Regions from separate parts of the Mus musculus genome. Here region 1 is linked to region 2. Evidence: chromatin loops called from intact Hi-C (ENCODE). Cell type or tissue: left cerebral cortex. All regions are shown on one strand. Each heading gives the region's core, and the rest is flanking DNA. Links, peaks and the distances in the headings are about the cores only. Region 1 overlaps Rapgef4 (Rap guanine nucleotide exchange factor (GEF) 4). Region 2 overlaps Cdca7 (cell division cycle associated 7).

The links. Hi-C counts contacts between places; a loop is a spot of excess contacts. Peaks named below come from ENCODE experiments on the same cell type or tissue, not always from the same donor. Only the 100,000 strongest peaks of a DNase experiment are listed, where the experiment ranks them.
Region 1: a loop joins it to region 2, with 2.2 times the contacts of the local background. A loop is called at or near these places in 2 of 42 quality-filtered maps.

The regions. Positions count from the first base shown.
Region 1 is chr2:72,229,738-72,241,780 of GRCm38, forward strand. Rapgef4 (Rap guanine nucleotide exchange factor (GEF) 4) reads left to right here. Exons shown (of 31, transcript NM_001204165.1): 24 at 4,340-4,465; 25 at 4,871-5,049; 26 at 9,327-9,417; 27 at 11,690-11,740. Among named protein-coding and RNA genes, the nearest start is that of Map3k20, 50 kb to the right of the region's middle. In left cerebral cortex, for the core only: a CTCF peak has its summit at 5,398 (motif pointing right); DNase peaks (open chromatin) are centred at 5,406, 5,885 and 9,385; H3K27ac peaks cover 938 bases.
Region 2 is chr2:72,480,435-72,492,477 of GRCm38, forward strand. It overlaps Cdca7 (cell division cycle associated 7), which reads left to right. Exons shown (of 9, transcript NM_025866.3): 3 at 1,257-1,514; 4 at 1,995-2,078; 5 at 2,921-3,127; 6 at 3,445-3,582; 7 at 4,165-4,314; 8 at 4,742-4,878; 9 at 5,286-6,456. The coding sequence ends at 5,316. Among named protein-coding and RNA genes, the nearest start is that of Cdca7, 10 kb to the left of the region's middle. In left cerebral cortex, for the core only: no CTCF peak of the experiment used is centred there; no DNase peak of the experiment used is centred there.

The sequences.
Region 1 (12,043 bases), core at 1,959-9,958, 250 kb before region 2:
TTTCTCTGTCTCTGGACACACATGCTTCCCTTATGAGGAAATAAAAGACATATGTGCGAGAGGTGAACTGCACCAACATCTTGGGAGAGCTGTTTTCTTAGTGAAGTATAGACAGGTCTTGCTAGAACTTTAGGAGGGAGTTAGGTTAAAGCATACAACCAGAGCCCTGTGACAGCCTGGATTCCCACCCAGCACTGCATCCTAATAGGATGTGTTGTCCCTGATCTGGTTTCTGCTTCAGGGAATGCCATGGGTTTTTGTCCATTCTTTTTTGTTTGTTTGCTTTTTGTTTTGTTTGTTTGTTTGTTTTTAAGATGTGATATTGTTTTGTAGCTCCTGGGTCTCAGTATTCCTTCCCTCGAATCCCACGTGCTGGGATCACAGATGTGTGCCACCAGACCCGGGGGCAGGGGACAGCTCATGTGGCATCATTTTATTTTCATTTAAGAACTTCACAAATGTGGCACAGTGCCTTCGCTTCCCCCAACCAAGCCCAGAGCACCCGACTTGCCCTAGAACCAGCACAGGGTGATCAGCGCAGAGTCACAAGCCTTGGTTGTGTTTCTTTGGTTCTTTAATCACCTGCCTTCATTGCTTTCTGAATAAATATCTCTCAACATTTAGGGATTTAAAAATAAATAAATAAAAATAAATAAATAGCCAGGAAACCACATAAAGACCGAAGGAGAAAAGTGACTCTACAAAATTGTCCTCTGACCTCCACTGGTGGCAGAGAGCATTAGCCTCTCCCCTCCCCACACATCATGCATGCACATATAACATTTAAAAATTTGCTGTGAGTCTGCACCCCCTCTCCTGGAAAGTAATGCCTTAGACAGCTAGTGTTGCTAGATGTCCCATCGAAGGTGCCGGGTGAAGTGTTTGCCTCTCTTGCCAGCTGGTTCTTGGCTGCTGGGTTGAGCCAGGGGGTGTATAGTTAGGCGCGTGGACTGTCTCCAGCTCCTTGGGGGCAGACACTAACTTCTTAAGCTTCTGTTTATTGCTCACAGTCCTGCGGCCTTCCAAGTTCTGGGCTTTTGCTTATCTTCCATTTTAAGGCCTGAATGGTTGGAAGGAATTTGCTTGGCAGTGAGGACTCTGGACACGAGCCTCTCCGCTGGGGGTGCCGTGCACCTCTCTGTGCTCGGAGAGAGCAGGCCTTACCTGAAGCTCCCTCTTGGGCTTGCTAAAACATCCCTCTGACAGCCATCTTTCTAGAATGTTGACCCAAGCCCTCCGAGTTATCGCCACACACTTACCAAGTGTCAGCCAGCCTGACAAGTGCCCAGGAGCGTCTGTCCTTATGACAATGACAGTCAAATTAGGAAGAGAGTAACCCAAGCCTCCCCGAAGAAAATGAGTCTCAGTGTTAAATTGTGTCATCCAAAACTAGCAGAGTGCCCGTGGTGATCCCACTGTGGAAGGCCCACAGAAAGCTCTGCATTCCAGAGCTTTGTGCCCTTGAAGTTTTGTATTTGAGTAGAAATGTTAGTACAAAGCCAATTAGAGCAAAGCTTCAGTGTACTGTAATTTGGCTCTGCTTTTATCCACTCCCTGGTTCCTAAGACTTTTATTTAGTTCCTGCCACATCATTCCACAGTCTGTGGGTGTTTCTGGCCATGGGACAGTCTTGAAGACAACCCCTTCATAGCCCATGTTTCTCAAGGAGCCGGTGTGTCATCAGAGGGAACCCACTATGACAAGTTGCACTACAGAGGCAGGGTTATAGCACAAGCAAAGAGGCATGCTGAGGTGTAGGTCACTTAGCCAGCAGTTACACTGGCAATTAGCATCCCCTTTTTATGTGTTACGTCTTTGGACTAGGACCTCGGTAATGTCATTCTTCCGATGGCCTTCCCTCAGCATTTGTATAAATCTCATCTCTCAGTGAGGTTGAGGAGGGACCCATAGGACTCCAGAGAAGGGAACGTGTCATTTCTCAGACACCCATGCTGTGCAGATCCTACGTAAGCTCTGCAGTACCTGGCCAGCGGGACATCTTCAATGGAAAATGGCCCAAGGTAGTGTTTGCTCTGGGCTCCAGGCTGCACATGTAAATCCACCATTTCAGAGGAAGGCTCTCCTGCTGATGGTCACCCTCCCCTCAAGTGAAGGCTGAGATTCTACAGCGACTTCTTGAACCTCTGGAAGGATGTGGGGATGACAACACAACCTCTGTTACCCAAAGGGCTTCCCATCGAAATCTCCACAGGAGTTGTTGTGTTAATCAGTCCTATCTACAAGACACCATAAAACCTCCCGGAAAGTGCTAGAGGTGCAGGTAGATGGAGGTCCTCAAGAAGAGAGCAAACTTAGTGAGTGGAGTGGGAAGCAGCTGCAGGAGAGAAGGGAGACCACAGAGGGCCCGGCTGACCTGTGACGTTGTCCTGAGACCAGGAATCTAAGGGCTTCACCTACTGAAGACTTGCCCCGGGCTGGAGCCATTCTCAGCTGATTCCATAAGCACCTTGCCCACCAGCACCAGTTCTGTTTGGAATTGCTGCTTTCTGCCCTGCTCTCTGTGCTCTACAGAGAGGATCCGTATCCAGCTCTTCACCTAGTGTTGCCCTAACCAACTTTCCTGTGCATTTGTAGCAGTCCAACCCCTCTGGAAAGCGACCTAATTGGACAGAGGGGACGTTCCTGTGCTGAGGACTGGATTTACTCGCTGCTCTTAAATTGTTCCCATTTAATCCTCTTAACAAGCCTCAATATTAGTTGCCAACTTGGGTAGTATAACTCTGATTTACTGGAACTGCAGACAGTCAGAAGATTAAGGGATCATACCAAGTATGTGTTGCTACAGTGGGGTTTATGCTCAGTCTGCTGTCTTCTGAAGCTGGCACTAATGTGATCTTCTAGTTTGTCCTCTGACAAACCATCTCCTAATCTGGTACTCGGATCCTCTTTAAAAGCTCCCTCATTTTCACCCTTGCTATCATCATAAGCATGAGCCATCCTGAGAAAAGCCTTTCTCACCCTCCTGCTCACTGCTTCTCTTCATCCTTCAACACACCCTGACTCCCAGTAGGCTCCCTGTTTCGAAAGGTCCATTCAGGTGCCTCTACCTGCTTGTCTATGTACCTAGTAGTCTGGTCTGTTGATATTCTGTCTCCAGATGTGCAAATGGAGCCCAGCAAGTAACTGTATCCACAAGTAGCACCTCCCCTGTTGATGCAAGTAGACTTTGTTACACTGTAAACTTGAGAGCTCAGCTCACAGATGAACTTTCCAATGCAGGAGCCACCTAAACCTTGAGCATGTAATTCCTTGAGTGTTTAGAACACTGGGGACATCCCTTGAGTACAGAAGTGATGAAGATGCTGCTGAAATCCATATAATAGTAATAGTTCTAACATGAGCCCCTTTTCTTATTAATGCTGGAATTGGGGCAACAAGCCTTGTACCTACAAAGAAAGTGCTTAGCCAGAGTGACATCCCTAGCCATGTGATATGAGTATTGAATATCCAAGTACTGTTAGCATCATAGTGGCAGATATTCTTTCTATGTCTCACATGTATGCATATATATCCATTCCTAAATATCTATCCCTAGTCTTACAGATAAGTATTTAGGTATTATACACTCCATCTGTCTCTTGTCTGACAAAGTAAGAACGCTGTATAACATTTCTTAGATCACAGAAGGAGATGAGTGAAGCAAAAGAAAACTTCTGACAAGAGTCTTGGTCTAAGTAGCAGAGTCTGGTCTTGCCCCAAACTTGCAACATTCTCAACCCAACAGCTCTCGGGCCAGGCTGAGGACTTGGAAATCCTGTGTAGACTCAGATCACACTGCTCTCTACTAGTTCACTACTTTAGGTGGTGTGTGAAGACGTGGCTGTGGCAACTTGACCTCAGTTACCACCAGGAGTTAAGTAGTAGTGTGGGTAGAAATTCAAACTCCTGTGCTAGTATTTGGCTTTATCATACTTTCTATGGAAACATGAGGGTAAGGTCTCCAAGAGCATCTTCCATCTTTACCGTGGAAGAGGAAGAGTTTCCAGGTACCCACCCGCCAATCCCCAGGCACAGGAGATCCCTGCACAGCCTTTGCCCAGCCTTATTTGTCATGGCCCACAGTTGAGATGGTGGTGGTGGCAATGCTGGTGACCACACTGTTGGTAACTGGGGATGGTTGAGGATGCTAACAACAAAGATGGCCTCCAGGCAAGTACAACAAGCAGCAAAGACACTCTTCACCTCAAAACCGACATTTCAAAACATGCCCAACACTATCCCCCAAATCCTTTCCAACACCAAAAACTCCCGAAAGCGTTGGGCACTGAGTACTGGTCCCTTTGTGGTTCTGATCCAGTTTTTTCACAATCTTTCCCAGACTCCCTTGCCGGAACAGGAAGGCCCGACCACTGGGACAGTGGGAACATTTGAGCTGATGAGCTCGAAAGACCTGGCGTACCAGATGACAACCTACGATTGGGAACTCTTCAACTGTGTGCATGAGGTAAGACGCCCAGCAAGGAGCGTCCATGGGCTCCATAGGATTCTGAGTGAAGCCTGCTGGCCTGACGCCACTCATGTTTCCGTGTGCTACCATATGGAAACCACATGATGGGTTTTGTGCATGCTGAGCTTATAAAACCCGTAAGTATTAAAGAAAAAAAAAATCTCTGTGATGCTATGCTATGTCTTCCAGAGTCTATTAAGCCAATAACACCTAGTTTATATTTATATATTCCACAAGCTTCATGAAAGCCCTTCAAATCTATATGACAAGGTACATCCGGGTTAGCGATTGAATTCACATCTGCTGCTTGATAGAACACTTTCCTGACAAACGGAGGAGCCAGGCTGGCGTTTTGATTTAAAAGCCAACAAATAAGTAAAATTGTTTTCCTTTCTGTTCTAGCTGGAGCTAATCTACCACACATTTGGAAGGCATAATTTTAAAAAGACCACGGCAAACTTGGATTTGTTCCTGAGGAGGTTTAATGAAATTCAGTTTTGGGTTGTCACTGAGGTCTGCCTTTGTTCCCAGCTCAGCAAACGTGTTCAGCTTTTGAAAAAATTTATCAAGATAGCGGCTCAGTAAGTGTCTTTAACTTTGGAGAAAGAATAAAAATGTCCCTGAACTCTGTTCTCATGGAAAACACCTTACAAAGAGAAACGGGTGTAAGAACAACCAGCAGTTGAATTCTTGAAAGAGAAGAATGTCTTCTAGCTTTTTAATAGTTAACATCAATATATAAATTAACATCTTGTAGTACTGATGCTGGAGTCAAAGGGGGGGGTGTGTTTTGCTCTGAACTCTTCAGATTTCCCCCACCCCCACCCCCCTTTGAAGAATGCTATTGAAGTCAACAAAAGTTCCTTTAGAAACTTTGGTTGCAAGGCTCTGGAAGCCGATGTGGCACATAACACGTTCTCACCAGTAGAGGGCAGTAGAACATGCTGGAACAACAGCTCACAGCTCAGGCAGAATAAAATCAGTAAAACGCATACAGGCCAGCTAACCTGGCACTAGGAAATCATCTCCATGCACATCAGAGAAAGCAAACATCTTATAAATATTCTATTTAAAAGCACTTCTTGGGAAACAATTTATTTACTGCAGGGGCCAGTTAGGTTTCTCCCTGACATGAATTTAATCTTCTCCTGCTATTTAGATATGCTTGACAACCTCCTGTTTACTTCCATGTTTTTGGTATCACCACAGTGCTAAAAATAAAAAAGCTAAATGTGGCTTGTGCTGCGAGACTCCTTCCCTTTCTAAATGCAGAGCCCGAGCTCGGGGAGGTTAGGAGAATGAGCGACCCCAGCCAGGCGTTTTCTTGAGCCAAACAGTTCAGATCCCACACACTCTCTTGATTTCCAGAGCTAAACAAAGAAGGGAAAGCGGCTTGGTGTTTTATAGAAGCCAGCTTGCCAAATGCCTTGAGTTGTTTTGCCAGATTTCGAGGAGACAATAGAATACCAGATCCTTTGAATCCAGGAGCTGCTTGCCTTGCCTTTTGGGAAAGCTGGCTGTTTGAAGACAGGTTTGGTGCGGCCACTTTCCCTAGCGGCGCGGTCAGGCGGCCTCTGTGCAGTGAGCAGATGCCTTCATGTGTTTGGAATGAGTGGCTTATGGAAACTATGACAGGGTGAGCTTTCCCATCATAGAGAGCTTGTTCTCTCTTCACCTTAGCCTGCTGGTGCCAAGTGCAGCAGGAAGGAAGAGAGGACCTGCCTGTCAGTTTACAACAGAGCAGGCAACACAGAAAAGGCTCTCAAAACACCCAGGAGTTTGTTTTGTTTGTTTGTTTCTGCCTTTGTAATGTATCCCCTATCTTCCTGACTCTCTGTATTATACAGGTAGACTTGGCCTTTCCTGCAAATCAGCTGACTATTTAGCCATATTCAGCCCTGTGCTGAGGCTGCTGTCCCGCCATGAACCTGTTCACTCAACCCAGTTAGTACAGACTCTAGGCTTTCCTAACCCTGAGTCTACAGGAATAGACAGAAGCCTCTAGACCAGTGGTTTTCAGCCTTTGGGTCTCGATCCGTTTGGGGGTCACATATCAGGAATCTTGCGTATCAGATATTTACATTACAATTCATACAATGATTGTTGTGAAGTAGCAACAGAATAACGTTATGGTCGGAGGTCCCCACAACGTGAGGAACTGTATTAAAGGGTCACAGCATTAGGAAGGTTGAGAGCCACTGAGGTAGACAATAGCATCTGTTTTGCTTGCTGTCTTTAGAAAAGCTGCAGCATTTTCTTTTAAGTTCTTGGCCCAGTCTGGAGCTTAGCAAAATTAAAGAGGCAAAGCTGGGGTAGGTGCTTTAGTCCTGTATTCACAGGAGAAAAAACCGAGACAGGAAGTCATCTCCTGGCTTGCCTTGAATGATAAGCAAAGCTGCAAATGGAGCAGGTCTGCCGCTCTGGATTTATTATCTCCAAGTCACCCACACAAGGCAAAGGCCAGTGATGCAGGTGGAGATGCCGGCCCTTGTTCTGGGAGCCACTACCCTAGCATTGTGACATCCTTGCTTGCTTTCTCGTGTGTGAGCCGATCCACCATAACTCCTCTAAAGTGCATTTCCCCACCGCCACGACCTATGAAGAACGGCTCGTGGCTACTTTTTGAGTTGAATATGAGCAGCCAAAGCAACCATTCAATGAGCCTTCTGCAAAAATGTTTTGTTCAAACATTATTTATTTACTTTTATTTTGTAGAACATGATTTTAATATTTTCAAACAATAATTATTTTAAGATATATTTCATTGTTAGGTCTCCCTTTTCATTTCTGAATTTATAATTTGGATACTGTCTCTGAGCAATCTGGTTAGGCTGGCTAAGGATTTATCTATCTTGTTGCTATTCTCAAAGAACCAGCTCCTGGTTTTGTTGATTCTTTGTATAGTTCTTTTTGTTTCTATTTGGTTGATTTCAGCCCTGAGTTTGATTATTTCCTGCCGTCTACTCCTCTTGGGTGTGTTTGCTTCTTTTTGCACTAGAGCTTTCAGATGTACTGTCAAGCTGCTAGTGTGTGCTCTCTCCAGTTTCTTTTTGGAGGCACTCAGAGTTATGAGTTTTCCTCTTACCACTGCTTTCATTGTGTCCCATAAATTTGGGTATGATGTGCCTTCATTTTCATTAAATTCTAAAATGCCTTTAATTTTTTTTTTCTTCCTTGACCAAGTTATCATTGAGTAGAGCATTGTTCAGCTTCCATGTGTATGTGGGCTTTCTGTTGTTTTTGTTGATTGTCTTAGTTAGGGTTTTACTGCTGTGAACAGACACCATGACCAAAGCAAGTCTTATAAAAAACAACATTTACTTGAGACTGGCTTACAGGTTCAGAGGTTCAGTGCATTATCATCAAGGTGGGAGCATGGCAGCATCCAGGCAGGCATGGTGCAGGCAGAGCTGAGAGTTCTATGTCTTCATCCAAAGGCTGCTAGTGGAAGACTGACTTCCAGGCAACTGGGGTGAGTGTTTTAAGCTCACGCCCACAGTGACACACCTATTCCAACCAGGTCACACCTACTCCATCAAGGCCACACCTCCAGATGGTGCCACTCCCTGGTCCAAGAATATACAAGCTATCACATTGATATTTAAGACCAGTCTTAGTCCGTGGTGATCTGTTAGGGAACATGGGATTATTTGAATCTTCTTGTATCTATTGAGGCCTGTTTTGTGACCAATTATATGGTCAATTTTGGAGAAGGTACCATGAGGTGCTGAGAAGAAGGTATATTCTTTTGCTTTACAATGAAATTTCTATAAATATCTGTTAGATCCATTTGGTTCATAACTTCTATTAGTTTCACTGTGTCTCTATTTTAGTTTCTGTTTCCATGATCTGTCCATTGTTGAGAGTGGGCTGTTGAAGTCTCCCACTATTATTGTATGGGATGCAATATGTGCTTTGGAATTTAGTAACGTCTCTTTTATGAATGTGGGTGCCCTTGCATTTGGAGCATAGATCAAACATTATTTGTTTATGATAGCAGTCAACTTATATAGCCATATTGCTGTGTGGTGAAAGTTTTCTGCTTATTAGGAAGTAAACGCTTTTCCTTTTTAGGGGTCTGGTATGAAGAACTTAGGGTGTGTGGGTGTGGTCGTTTGCCATCAGGTGTACCAAATACTTGGGATAACATTGGCATTTTAATAAGAATTTAGGCTTAACCCAAGTGCTTCATTCTCAAATATAGATTTGTAAATACTCATAATGATATAAACACAGACTCAAAATTATCAACCTTACCAATATCAGTAAAACTAAAAATACAGTTATTTTGTTATGGATCTGACATCTCCCAACTTCAAACTTGGGAGAACAAATGCCCAGCCCACAGGACCAGGCCTTGTAAGCTGATACTTTTTCAACAATTTAGTGTCACTAGCATAGAGGAACCAGGGTAGCCACAGCATTGTGACATCCTTAACCCATTCCTACCTGCCAGATGAGAGTACCTACCTCCAAGTGTCAAGTTCTACAATCACTTTGCCTGCCCTTTTCTAATCCCATGGGATGTGTCTCCCCAACCCTTTCCAGGTTCACTACGGCGTTTAGCAAATTTAGGATTATAATAACAACCCTTAGGGGAGGTGAATTTAAATTACTTCTCAAAACCAAACCCTCAACGGCCAAAACTATCAACTTTCTAAAACTAGCGTGGGTTGTCGAGCCGCAGAGCGTGGTTACCCAAGCAGAACTCCAGCAGTGCCTTAAATCTGTCATTGCCAGCTCATATAAACGAGTCCTGATAAATATTAATGACTATCAGAAAATAGAACTCTATTTAAAAAAAAAAATCTTGCTCAAAAGTGGCATGCTACTTAACCACGTGCCTCTTGTGTTTCAGCTGCAAGGAGTACAAAAATCTAAATTCCTTTTTCGCCATCGTCATGGGACTCAGCAACGTGGCCGTGAGCCGCTTGGCACTAACGTGGGAGGTAAGAAAGCCGCTCCTGGCGTGCAGCTGGGACTTTTGCCTTAGGAATAAAAACACAGGCTCACCAGTGAGCTTTTTTTTATAGAAACAGCACTCACACTGGTATAACAATGTGAAAGGTGGGGGCCCTTAGAGGGAGGCGACCTGTCTCCTCTTTCTAGTTACCTCAGAGTGAGAGTTTAAAAACACATTGTCCAGGTGGAGGAAGTGTGCGTGGGGTGGGGTGGGGGGTGGACCTCAGCTTTCCCATTGCTACAATGTAAATAATCCTAAATCCAGGTCTACCTATTGCTCAGTTGGCTGCAAAGGTCACTTTGCTCACTGGTTCAGTTGTCTCTGAAACGTCTGCTTATTGCTTTTATCCTGAGCCTTACCTCTAAGTGAAAGAGGGTAGAGGGTCCATTTTATCCAAGTAGTCATCTTGCTTCTGGGAGAAACAGTCCAGAAGAGGCCAGCTGTTGGGAGCCGCGGAGTATGTCCCATAACCACCTGGCGACTCCTCCCTCTCAGAGAGGAGCAACAGTTGGCATGGACTGTCTTTGAAGCTAAAGTGAAACAGGTGTGTTGTGGATGTCTGAAACAAACGGGATGAGTGATTCACGGTCGGTTCAAAGACACCTCTGAGTATCATTCGCTTAGAACTTGGAATGTGCCTAACCCCTTATATGTGGCATGGTTGAAGAAACAGTAAACTCTAACAGAACATACTCACAAAAATAGACTCTTGACAAATGCACACAAGCATGTGTAAGAGGGACTGCAGAAAAAAAACGACGGTAAGGACTATCTGAGACCTACTCTGCCATGGTGCTTGACAGCAACCATCTGAGTCCACATTCCCTGTGAAGTTATTTCCCTGCTCGTTTCCCTCCTGAAACAATTATCTTCCCTTGACTCTCCTAAATATCTCCACTGTTTATAGGGCAGGTCCTTGCAAGTCCTCCTGTCTTGAGTTTCTCTTAAAATTCCCAGCAGATGCAGCACGCAGCAGTTCATCCCCTGAATATAGGCATGAGGGAATTAGAGAGGCCTGTGAGCCACGCAGCTGGATCGGCTTCCAGGCAGGGAGAGAACAGAGTTGGTGTGCCAATAATAAACAGCGAGACCATTGTGTAGTGCCTGTGTCTCACTGCCCAAGCTACCTGGAGTCTCGAGAGATCTCGGATTCCCCTCTGAGAGTCTGCACATCCCAGTGGGGGAATCTCTGGCTTCTGAGCCCCCCACACAGAGTCCAAATCAGTTGGTCAGGGAGGGGAAAAAAGTTGTAAAGATTTTTGAGGGCCCATGGAGGCCAACTGTAGGCTCCACACAACAGCGGCCAGGCAGAGAGACTGGATACTCTGAGCCCTCCGTGCTGCCTCAGAGGCCCCTAGGGAAGGTGCAGCCAGATAAATGACCAGTTTATTGTCATGAAGAAGACAGCTCATTGGCCAGTCCCTTACAGGTATAAGAGGACCACAAGTCTACGAACTTCTATTTCTGACACCGTGTGTCTCTGACAGAAAAGATTCGCCTTTTATAATGTATAAGCCATTTCTTTTCTGAGGCGGAGTGTGATCATGGAATTCTGTATGCTGAGCTGGCACTCACGAGCTCCTTTGTTTTGGGTCATTTCTCTGTGTTTGACGGAAGCTTTCCAAGGACATCTCACACAGCTTCAGTGAGCACCAGTGTAGCCACACGAACAGGGGAAGGAATGGTGCAAGGTATCAGAAGACAGTAGAATGAGTGTCAGTCAGTCAGTGGACAAAAGGCGAGATACAGGAGCACACAGCAAGAAGAGGGGCTTGAAGCGGGGAGCAACCCCCACCTGAGATGAAATGCTAAGAGTGCTGGCCTTGGCTCTATGGACAGTTGAGAGGACCAATCCCTGTGGTGGAGGACTGCCTGTGCACTGTAGGGTACTGAACTAACTTCTCTGGCCACGCCCACTGTATTCAGAAGCACTTCCTATTGCTCCCGCCCCCATCTTCACTCTCCCCCCCCACCCCCCCCACCCCCCCGCAGCTGTGACAACAAAAGTGGCTGCTGGTGTTGCTACCCTTCCCCTGGATTGGCTATGGCCACTACCAAGACACTGGTGGCGCACGCCTTTAATCCTAGCACCTGGGAGGTAGAGGCAGGCAGATTTCTGAGTTCGAGGCCACCCTGGTCTACAGAGTGAGTTCCAGGACAGCCAGAGGAAATGCATTTCCCTTAGAAACAGTAGCACACACTCCATATCTAGATATAGACTCTGACAGATGCGTGTGTCATTTCCATTTTATTAACAGAAACTGCCGAGCAAGTTTAAGAAGTTCTATGCGGAGTTTGAGAGCTTGATGGTAAGTGACAGTAGCTTCTTTTACTCTGCTCACTGTCCGCATTAATCCAATTTCTGATTAGCTCAAGTTCTCATTGCAGAAATTTTATCCGTCCTTGTATGACTTTAAGAAGTTTATGATCCCTTTTAGTGCTGCTAAAACAAGCATGTCTGACTAATGAATGGCCCCCTCAGGAACTAACTTAAAGAGGACTTATGTCCCACATAAGGTCAATTTGTGTAAGTTAGCAAAGCAGTGTGATGGGGTCCCACCTAACACCGCTCAGGTGGCTATGGGTTGGAGCTATGTTTCTTGGCTTGCCAA
Region 2 (12,043 bases), core at 1,455-9,454:
CAAATTGGTGTTGATTGGCATTCGTGAGCTGGGGCCAGTCTACAGGTCTGGGTGTGACCCATTGTTTGTGGCTTGACTACTCTAGGTAGGCTCATAGCTCTTTGTAGGTATTACTTGTGCTGAATCAAATGCCTGTTGATTGAAAGAGCTAAGAATCCATAACAGGTTTGATTTATGATCTCCATCTATGAATACTAAATGTACATGAAGTACTAAGAGCTACCCGAAAGATCCTTACTTGTTTGTGCTAGGGATCAAACCCAGGGTCTTAGATATGCTAAACATAGACTCTTCCATTGAACTAAGTCCTCGGCCCACTCAGTTTTTTTGGAGGTGCTAGGGAGATGGCTCAGCTTGCCCTGCAAGTACAAGAACTCAAGAAACCTATGCCTAGTGGACGCAGTGTCCTATCTGTAATTCCAGCTTCTCAGAAGGCAGAGCTAGGATCCCTAGAGCAAGATGACTAGTAAGATGAGATTACATCAGTGAGCTCTGAGTTTGATTGAGAGACCCTGTCTCAATTAGTAATGTTAAGGATGCCTCCTGATCTTAAGCTCAGGCCTCCATGTGTATACTCACACGTGCATACATGTAAAAATGAGAGCAGCTGTCCTGAACATACATGTCCAAAGCTTTTATGTGGACATATATTCTTGCGTCTATACCTAAGAGTAGATGGCTGGGATACATAGAAACTGTTTAGTTTTTGAGCAAGCTTACAGATTTGGCTATACTAGTTGGTATGAAGTGATGTCTCACTAGGTCTTGACTTCCAAAATGTTAATTTGAGTGGTACCTAGACTAGTCAGGTTCAAAGACAGAAAGGCCAGGGGTTGGGGTGGCAGAGATTGGCAATATTATGTGTATTTTAATCGCAGTTAAAACTGAATTGGAAGTTGATAGTTTAGGCTATTATTTCCTACCGTCATAGGCATTTAAACCATGTTTATGGATGAACTTAGTTATCCCTAGAGGATCTTTTGAAAATAGGGATTATTTTTAAGGGAATGAGAAGGGGGCAGGAATTTATTAAAAAATCATTTAGACATGTAGGTCTCAGGACAGTAAGGGTGGCTCAGACACTGTCTTACACCAGTAACAGAGTATTCATTTGCAAGACTTGATTTTGTTACCCACCAACCTTGCTGACTGGTTAAGACTGATTTTGCTCATGTCCTTTATTCCAAAAGGATTTTGTGGTGCCACTTGTCTGCCACTGGGCAGATTTTAATAACACCTTCTCTCTGGTTAACTAGAGACTGCAGTTGAACAGGGAAGGCTGCAGGACCCGAAGTCAGTGCCGGCACTCCGGGCCTCTCAGGGTAGCAATGAAGTTTCCGGCACGAAATACCCGGAGGGCGGCCAGCAAAAAAGCAGCGCCCCCAAAGCCCTCTGAGAGCTCTGCAAACGATTCCCACTCTGACTCTGAAGAAGAAGAAGAAGAAGAAGAAGAAGAAGATGGCATGAACTTTCTGGAGAAGAGAGCCTTAAATATAAAGCAGAACAAAGCAATGGTAGGTATTTGAATGGACCCAAACCTTTCCCCACTTTCTTCTAAGCAGTTCCTTTCTTCTCTCTCCTAAGAACTGTTTGTAAGCTGTGGGATTTGACGATGTGTTTGTTTCAAAGATTTATACTTATTTACGTGGAGTAGAGGGTGAAACTGTGCAGCTGCTCTTGGAGGCCGTAAGAGGGCATTTTGTATCCCCTGGACCTGGGGTTTGGGATGGTTGTGAGATCTCAGGTGGCTGCTGGGCACTGACCCCGGGTCCTCTGCGAGGGTAACAAGGGCCTTTTGCAGCTGCGCCAGCCCTCCAGCCCCCATCCGTCCGCTCTTTACATCCTGTAAGAGTTAGAATAAGCCTAGTAGGGAAATGAGAAACCTGACTATGTGGACTTACTAAGCGGAGAGTTGAGGGGCAGGCTAGCCTTCTTTCTACAAATTGCCTGTTGTCACCGGTTCTAATCTCTGTTTACGCTCTTCCCCTTTTTAGCTTGCAAAACTCATGTCAGAATTAGAAAGCTTCCCTGGCTTGTTCTCTGGACGACATTCCCTCCCAGGCCACAGAGCCAAAGATGTAAGTGCTTCTTTCTATCCTGTTGTGAACAAGGCAGAGCAGATCTCTGAGACTTTACGATCTTGTTTTTATATGGGGGCGGGGCTAGAACTGGGTCCTTGAAGCTCTCCCTGCTCTCTGCATTTTGGACACGTTGGCTCTGCTCTCCTACGGCCATGCTCCTTCTGATCAGCTCTCTGCTCCCCATCAGCAGCCAACAAAATAGTTAACTTATTTCTGTTCCCTCAAGTAGCACATTTTGCCCCCCACATGCTAGATACAAAGTAGGTATTTTTAAGAAGAGATTGAGGGAAAAGGAAGTATATACAATCTCTTTGTCAAGTCATATCTTAATAATGACTTAATAATCTTAATAATTATTTGATTGTATCCCAAGGATCAAAGCTGGTGTGACCGGGGATGGGTGGTTTGTTGTGTTGTCTATAGCAGAAAAGTAAAGCCAGCGTTCCTTGCTTCTCCCTTGGAAGGCAGGCTGGAAGCCAGCGAGAAATGGGGAGAAGAAACCGGGCATTCTTTGCTTATATGTAGATAGCATACGTGTTCCAGGAGTGTAGAGATGTTACAGGAAAGGTTTTTGGGTCAGGAGCTTGGGTGTTAATATATTCAGTATCTGGAGTAGAAGAGTAAATGGTAGAAAAATTAAATAGAAGAATAAATAAAATTTTCAGTGGCTATATGGCATTGGGGTTTATTTTCTACACATAACGAAAAGGCAAAGAAAATGGGAAAACGGGGGCCTCTTCTTATACTAAAACTACTTAGGGGATGATGCAGGCTCTCCACAGTGCTGGTTCTCTCTGTTACGGAGTAAGTGGATCTATCTTGTGTGTTTCATTTGCCAGTCAAAGTCGCCTAGACGACGCACATTCCCAGGTGTGGCTACCAGAAGGAACCCGGAACGGAGAACTCGACCTCTTACCAGGTCAAGGTCCCGGATCCTGGGCTCCTTGGGTGCCCTGCCCACCGAGGAAGAGGAGGAGGAAGAGGAGGAGGAAGAGGATAAGTACATGCTGGTGAGACAGAGGAAGTCCATGGACAGCTACATGAACGTGAGTCCTCACTGATGGGTGATGTTGTCCATCTCTAGGAAGCTTGGCATCACCAACACAGTCTCAGACCATTCCCAAGTCATCAGAGCTACACACACACTTAGCTTTGTTAGTGGGCAAGAGTCAGATTCAATATTGTAGGAATTATGCTTATACTTTCGGCTAGTTATTCTTAAGTAAACGTAGGGCCTGCCCCCTCTCTCCATAAGCAAGAGAGATTTCCCAGGTTGACTTTCTTATGAAACTCTAAACGAAGCATCTGGAGATTTGGGGATGCAGAGAGCCGGAGAGGAACTCGGTTCATGATTCTTCTTCAGGACGATGATGTGCCCAGAAGTCGGAGGCCTGGATCCATGACCCTTCCGCATATAATCCGACCAGTAGAAGAAGTCACAGAGGAAGAGATTAGGAACATCTGCAGCAACTCGAGAGAGAAGATTTATAACCGCTCTCTGGTGAGTGCCCTGAGGTTACATCTAGAAACCGAAACACCTTGCAGAGCGCAGATAGTATCTGTCCTGAGGGTGCTGCACGGAGTTATGGTCTGGGCATTCTTAACTGCACATTTCTTTTTCATAAAAGAGAAAGAGTTTTACAGCATGTCTGGGATCGAATTATCTGTATAGGAGGTCTACAGTAGGGTTATATACATTTTTTGTTTTAATTTAGAAGTTGATTCATTCAACTGGAATTTACTGTGTATTGTTAGGGTGAACTTACTGATATTTGCTGAGACTGTAGCAGAGAGCCAAAGATGAAAAATGGATTTGGATGGGATTTTCTTTTTCCCACGCTGAAAATCAAACTCAGGGTCTTGAGTGGGTTGGGCAGGTATTCTGACACTGAGCACTGAGTGATAGTTTTGACGACGCTGTTGTACCCCCGATGGAATGGGAGCCTTGCTTGGGATGCTTCTCATCCTTACACACGTAGGTGTCAGATGACCTTCAAAGGCCTTTTTGACCAGTGTGGGTGCTCTCTGTTTCCCTCTGCAAAGGGCAGCGTTTGCTCCTTCCCTCATCCGGTCCTCCTTTTAGGGTTCTACATGTCATCAGTGTCGCCAGAAAACCACTGACACCAAAACCAACTGCCGAAACCCAGACTGCTGGGGCATCCGGGGCCAATTCTGTGGTCCCTGCCTTCGAAACCGCTATGGCGAGGAGGTCAAGGACGCTCTGCTGGATCCGGTAAGTGGCTGTGATACTTGGGGTGGGGCTTGAGCTCTTGGTGTCAGGAGACCACAGTGTGATGCTGCATGAAATAATGAAATAACTGCAGAGAGCACAGGGCTGCTGCCCAGAGAAGCTGATCCCTTTTTCCTTGGTGATGGTTGTGTAACTTTCTTGAATTGATTTTATGGGGTGTGTGTGTGTGTGTGTGTGTGTGTGTGTGTGTGTGTATCTTGCTAGGGTTCAAACCAAGGCCAAGGGCCTTACATATGCTAGGCAAATGCTCTCATACTGGACCCAAAACTCCTATTTTATGATTTATTTTATTTAAATCATCACGGGTTAAATGGATTAATACTAAGTTCTTTAATGACTAAAAACCTTAAACAAATGAGTGGATGGAGCATGAAGCCTAGCCTCAGGGCGCTTTCCCACAATTCTTCAGAATTGGCACTGCCCACCTTGTCGAGGAATTTGCAACTGCAGCTTCTGCCGCCAGCGTGATGGGCGGTGCGCCACTGGAGTCCTGGTGTATCTGGCAAAGTATCATGGCTTCGGGAACGTCCATGCTTACTTGAAAAGGTAATGGCCTCTTCCTTCCTTTCTTCCTTCCTTCCTTCCTTCCTTCCTTCCTTCCTTCCTTCCTTCCTTCCTTCCTTCCTTCCTTTCTTTCTTTCTTTCTTTCTTTCTTTCTTTCTTTCTTTCTTTCTTTCTTTCTTTCTTTCACATCTGAGTCTTCCATTCATTTATGTGCCTTGATAAAAGATGATAGAAGTCTGAGTGGCTGGTCTGGGGCAGGGAAATGTTAGTGGAAATGCATCTTTCTCAGGGTGGGGAGTGTATGTAAAATTCAGTGTGTGTGTCTAAGATGTCCACTGACAATATATGTTAGGGGTCCATAAAGACATTATTTAAAGGAAGAATTTGACTTTCCAAAGAGAATTAATGGTTGAAAACCGTTTTGACGTCTTCCCCTTTGTCTTTCACAGTCTGAAGCAGGAATTTGAAATGCAAGCGTAGAGCCTGAAGATTGTCTGCCCGCCTTCGGCCTCTGAAGGCTCTCTTGTTCTCGACGTTGTGTTGATGGGAACCCGAGTAAGAATCTCGGCCATCCGTCTGCCTTAGAACTTGGTCGCGTTGATCTCGTATCTCACACTTGTTTCTGAAGCATCATGAAAGGCATGCTACTCCTTACATTTCAGCGATATGTAGTGTCTCAGAGCTTGCCCCGGCCCCACCTTGTAGCCTCCCTGGTCTTTTGCCACCACTTAGATTCTGAGCTATCTTTAACTGGCAGCTTGAGAATTTGTGTGATCAGGACATACCCAAGCACTTTGGGGTACAGTAGTATTGTGAAGCAACGGTTGTGATGAATCACAGAGAAGAGCCCCTTAACTTGTTTACACAGAATCAACGCACATAGTTTAGTGTCTAGTGTTTATATTGGCTAATGTTTTAAATGGAAAGGGCCAAGGCACAAAGGGCCGGAAACCATGAGGAAGAATTAGGTAGTTGTTGTAAACTGGAGTATGGCCACATTGGATGGCTTTCTGGAGGAATACATCTCTGGGGTGCTGTGCTCAGTGTACGTCTTGTCACAGCTGACACTGTTGCTGCTGTCATCTGGCCTACCCAGTCACCCAAAGGTTTGTGGGAACTTGGTACCATAATTACTAAAAATTGCTGTAGAAAAGGTGTTCTGGGAAATTAAAGATGATAGCTCAGCAGCGGGTTGATCTGAAACCTTGGTGTTCTGCTTCAGGAACTTAACCTTAATAATGTCACTTTAGATCCTGGCAGTTTCCTAAAGAGGTAACCCTGGGGGTTGTGTCCAGGGTTTCTATATATTTAGGTTTTAAACACTTTTGGAATGATGGGAAGTGGCCTTTTAGAGATGGGTAGCTTTGAACCTCTCTGCCAGTGTAGTTTATGGGTGGGTGCCTGAAGTCACCCTCCCTCCCCTTTCCCTACAGGTGGGTCATTCAGTACTGGTGACGAAGTGACTGAGTCCCTCACCTGTGTAGCCTGTCAGCTGTGCCTACTCTGTACTCTGTCTGTGGTGCTCAGTTGGATCTTGAATCATTCAGTGTAAATACAGCTTTTTGCTCTGTAATGCTTTTATACAAAGGTTTTTATTTTAATAATAAAACATTTTGTTCTAACTTGTGTGTTTATTTTTGTTTTTTAAAAAAGTTTCAATATTACTTTCCCCCCTGTGCTTTGAAAGGGCATTTCTGCCTCTTCTAAAGCTTGCTTTGGATTAAGTTTTTGAGGCCCACAGCCAGCTCTTTTATAAAGGGTCTCATTTGTTGATATGACTTTTAGCTGGAATCTCAAAGTGGACAAGACAGCCAAGTTGACTGACTGTACAACATGAGCCCGGGGAAGTTTTATGTTATTTTTCCTTTATTGTTTGCAGTACTTTAACACTTTAATCTACTTTTCAAATACTTACTGAATGTGTGCCATGCTCTGAGGTTTCAAGACCGAACTAGAAGACAAAAAACAACAACCTTTTAGAGCCAGATGTAACATGGACTCACAGAACCACCATACTGAAGCAGGAGGATTGCAAGCTTGAAGAAACCCTCACAAATGCCATTTTTTTCAAAAGATAGTATTTTCATGTATATGTTTGCATGGCTGTATTTATGCACATGTATGTGCAGGTGCCCTCAGGAGGCCAGAAGAGAGTGTTAGGGCCTGTGGATCTCAAGTTATAAGCAGTTGTGAACCACCAGATGTGGGTACTGGGAACTGAACTCAGTCCTAGGAGATCAGCAAGCACTCCTAATTGCTGAGCCATATAGCCCCCCTGTTACTCTTATAACTAAATTTCTCACCAGGACTGGCTAACTACAGTCTGCATGTTACATCCAACTGCATATACCTTTTTACATTTGTAAAGGAGTATTTTTTGTTTGTTTCCATTTTAAAGTGTGACCAGGCTGGAGAGATGGCTCAGTAATTAAGAGTACTTACTGCACTTGGGAAGATCCAGCACCTACTGGTTTAGTTCACAACCATCTATAACCGGGTACAACACCCTCTTGAACTTGGGCACCAGGCGTACATGTGTTGTACTTTCATCAATAAACACTCAAGTATGAAACAGTATGGCACTGTAAGCCACACACCTAAGATATGTCTAGCCTGGTACTGTATAGGAAGAAAAAAGCCAGTATCCTGTTTATACCATACTTCGATGGGAAGCCATAGTTCTCTGCTCCACACTTAGGAAGGACCAAGCTGAAAGTTGCTTACTTGGTACCTGGATTCAAAAGAAGTCAGTTGTTAGAGATCAAATCTTAAGATCTTAAGAATCCAAACTAGGGCTGGAGAGATAGTTCAGCGGTTAAGAGCACTGACTGCTCTTCTGAAGGTCCTGAATTCAAATCCCAGCAACCACATGGTGGCTCACAACCATCCTTAATGAGATCTGAGTCCCCCTTCTGGAATGTCTGAAGGCAGCTACAATGTACTTACATATAATAAATAAATAAATCTTAAAAAAAAAATCCAAACTAATGGCAACCCTGTTGTGTATGTAAAGTGAGCTTAAATGCTAGAGTTCATATTAATTGGTTTGTTTGAAATCGGGGCAGGTAATTGGTTGAACCCAGGGTCTTCCATGTGCTCTTCTGAGCTATACCTCCCAAGTGATTTGCATAATTTTTGACATCAATTTAAGTGATACGAGTTTCCTTTAAATTAATTAACTGGAATAGTTCGTTGTGACAGCTTATCCTTAAAGGAGCCATGTAATCTAGCAGAGGAACTATTGGAAAAAAAAAACCTGCAAATAATGTGGGGAATGAAAAGAGGAAGACAGTAGTATTTTTTCATGCCCAGGCAATTTTAGTCATAGATGCCCCTCTGTGCTTTTTGAGACGGGGGCTTGGTATGTTGTTGTCCAGGTGGTAGAACCCTGGAAGAGGGCTGATGAGATCACCTGAGGAACAAGAAAGCCTAGCAGGGTGAGTAGGTTCCATCCGGAGAGGAAGACTGGGTGCCAGGTTAAGTCCAGCTGAGCATGCTGGGAAGGTGGAGGCTCATTAGGATCAGGGCCTTTATTGGACAGAAAGGCTCAAGAGAATGAGGGTGCTGGGCGATGGAAACCCAGGGTGTTGGAGCACCTGCATCAGTGTCAGAATCTGGGAGCTTTAGCTGCAGAGTCTGTAAATAAAGAGAAGACTATAGAAGAAATGGGGAAAGAGGAAGCCAAAGACACCAGGTAGGTACTGCCTGAGTCAGAGGCTTGGGGACTTGAAGGGAGACAGTAGGGATGGGGGTGATGGGCAGAGAATTGGCAGGTTTTAGGGACAGGCTTTTCTTTTCAAACAGTATCAAGGTGCAGAAAGACATTGGCAGGAACGAACAAGGAACAAAGGCCACAAAGCTAAAGCCACTCTTATTCAGTCCCCTTGGAAAATTTGGGTTTTACAACACTGGGGTGTCAAATTGAGGGCTTTCAAACATCTGGCAGGAAGTGCCTTGAGTTGAGGCAGTCAACCTAAACTCCCGATCGAGTTGTCCATGGGTGAGTTTCCAGTGTCCAGCTTCCCAGTCCCGCTCCAGGCCTTCTTAGACCTCAGGATAAACAGAATTCACATTGCTGGACATGGCTCATTGTCTAACCATTTTCAAGGATACACTTCGGTAAGCAATTTTAATTTTGCTGGGCAGTGGTGGCACACGCCTTTAATCCCAGGACTCTGGGAGGCAGACAGGTGAATCCCAGCCTGGTCTACAGAGTGAGTTCCAGGACAGCCAGGGCTACACAGAGAAACCTCATCTTGAAGAACCTTCACTTTGTAGGGGGCGGGGCTGTAGAGAGGGCTCAGCGGCTAAGAGCACATGTTGTTCTGTAAAGGATCTACTCCTCCGTAGTGGACTGTAACCTGGGACTGTGAGCTAAAATAAACCCTTTCTCCTCTAAGTGGTCTTTGTCAGGATGTTTTATCATAGCAAGTATGTAAGTATTCATGCATCTGTGTCTACATTAGCACTTAAATATATTAATAGCTGACATTGCTACATGATATTTTCAGAATACTGAAATAAATAATATTGTGACAGAAAATAATTTAATTTTGTTGTTTCCTAGAAGTAGTGAGTCAGCTACTATGTTTGGTATAGTTGTTTGCTTGGCTTTGCTTTTCAAAACCAGGTTGGTCTTAAACTCCTGCTCCTTCTGCTCCTTCCTGGGGTTAGAGGTGTTCACTGCTGTGCCTGCCTAGATCTGTGTTTCTGTAGCCTCTTGCCTACCAGGTACATAGTAGCATGTAGTACTCACCCTGTCTTTCTCTCACTGTACCTTCCTCATTTAACTATATAGATGAGATGAGTGTAATTTCTATTACTCAAAGAATATTATTGGAGGCTGGGAAGAAGGCTCAGGTAATAAAGGTGCTTACCACCAAAGCTGACAACCTGATTTTGAGTCCTGGAACCCACATGGTAGAAAGACCCCTCCAAGTTGTCCTCTGAACCTCCATACATGTGTTGTGGCATACATTCACACATACACACACACACACACACACACACACACACACACACACTACAGAAAATTGTAGACTCCTGTAATGCTTCAGTGTATGACCATGTAATTAAATAGTAAGTTCTAGAGAAATACAACATGGAGAATGCTTTCCTCACCCACCTAGAAGACTTATGTATGAGTTTGTGATAAACAAGTCAAGTCCCCTTTCCCTGATTGCTTACAATGACAGAAATTCATATTTCTGCTTTCTTGTTTTTGTTTGGTTGCCCATATTTTAATAGGCCTCAAGTTCATCTTTCAAGCTGAGTAGCTGTAATTCTTTCTTCTCCTTCTTCCTCTTCTTCCTCTTCTTCCTCTTCTTCCTCTTCTTCCTCTTCTTCCTCTTCTTCCTCTTCCTCTTCCTCTTCCTCTTCCTCTTCTTCTTCTTCTTCTTCTTCTTCTTCTTCTTTTCATTCTCCTCCTCCTCCTCCTCCTCCTCCTCCTCCTCCTCCTCCTCCTCCTCCTCCTCCTTCTCCTCCTCCTCCTCTTCTTCCTCCTCCATCCAGTATGGCTTTCGAGTAGTAATGACTGACTGTCTCTGGTTCTTTCCTGGGCTCCCCAGACAGGACCATTTTAAGTATTGTGGCGCTTAAGGAGGAAAATATGTAAATAAAATTCCTTTATGCAAATGCTTTCAGCAAATCTCATTGCCAGCCAAATTCTTGTAAATCACGATAAACAGATGCTACTGAATGAAATGACTAAGTGAAATTAGGAAGATAGATCTATTTATCTTATTTTTCAGTGTTAGGGAGGGAGAAAAAGATATTAACTAAATTTCCTTTGCCTGCATGATGATTAGGGCAGACACCAAGAACCCTATTAATTGATTTCAGCAGGCGCAATGAGAGGACCAGTTGGAGAGCTACCCCGGAGAGCAAGGTTTCTGTGGCAATTTAGTTTTGTTTTTTACATAGAACCAGGCTTCAGAAGCCATCTAACTAGCGTCAAGGTTACTGGGTCTCTGGTTTGTGTCTACCATTTTGCTACTCTGTTTTTCTTAAGTTAAAAAAACAAAAACAACAACAACAACAACAACAACAAAAAAAAACTTGAAATAAAATTTACCATTTCAAAATGTAGAATTTGTTGGCTTCCAGTGTGTTCAGGGTGCTGTACGTGTAACCGTGTAACCGCTCTGGCTGTAACTGCAGACCATCCTTACCTCACTCCCACAAGTCTCTCACTCTAAAGACTAACCCCTTCCCTGCCTCCCTCGGCCCACCCCACCTCCGTCCTCCCTCTCCAAGCTCCTGAGCCCATCTGCTTTCTAGACTTGCCAGTTCTGGATGTTTGACATGCATATTCTGTTGTGTTCCGCTTGGGTTTCTGTTGCTGGGGTAAGCATCATGATTAAAAGGACCTTGGGGCAGAAAGGGTTTATTTTGTTTACATGTCCTGCTCCATTACAGTCCAACATTGAGGAAAATAAAGCCAGGAACCAAGGAGGGGAGACAAGCTTACTGGTTTGCCCCAGGGGCTTGTACAACTCACTTTCCTGTCCAATACAGGAATACCTGCTAGGGGTGTGTGTCACTGCCACCGAGGGCTGGGCCCTCCCACATCAGTCATTAACCAGAACTTGCCCTGCAGACGTGCTCACCAGCCAATCAGAAAATGCCCTGCCGCAGGCTCATCAGCTAATCCACCGGAAGCAGTTCCACAGTTAAATTCCTGCTTTCCAGAAGTCTATCACCTAGTGTCTGCCCTGTTTCTCAGGCTTACGGGTGCTGTAGAACGCATCACGTTTCCTACTTCTGCTTAAATGATGTTCTTGGCCTGGTGTGCTGGCGCATGCCTTTAATCCCAGCACTCTGGAAACGGAGGCAAGCAGATCTCTGAGTTCAAGTCCAGCTTGGTCTACAGAGCAAGTTCCAGGACAGCCGGGACTACACAGAGAACCCCTGTCTCAAAAAACAAAATCAAACCAAAAAGAAACAAAGACGTTATTTCAAAGATGTTTAAATTTTATGTATGAGTGTTTCCCTATATATATGTAAGTTCACTGTATGCATACAATGTTCATAACAGAAACCCAATTAGGACATAAGCCTCGCTTCATATGCAAGTTACATTTTAAATTTTTTATTTTATTTTTTTGTTCCATTTATTTTGAAGGCTATAAATGTCTCTTAATTCCTTATTATAGGAAAATGGGACTTCATAATTGAAGTCACCCATAAGCCTACCACTCGCCAATTG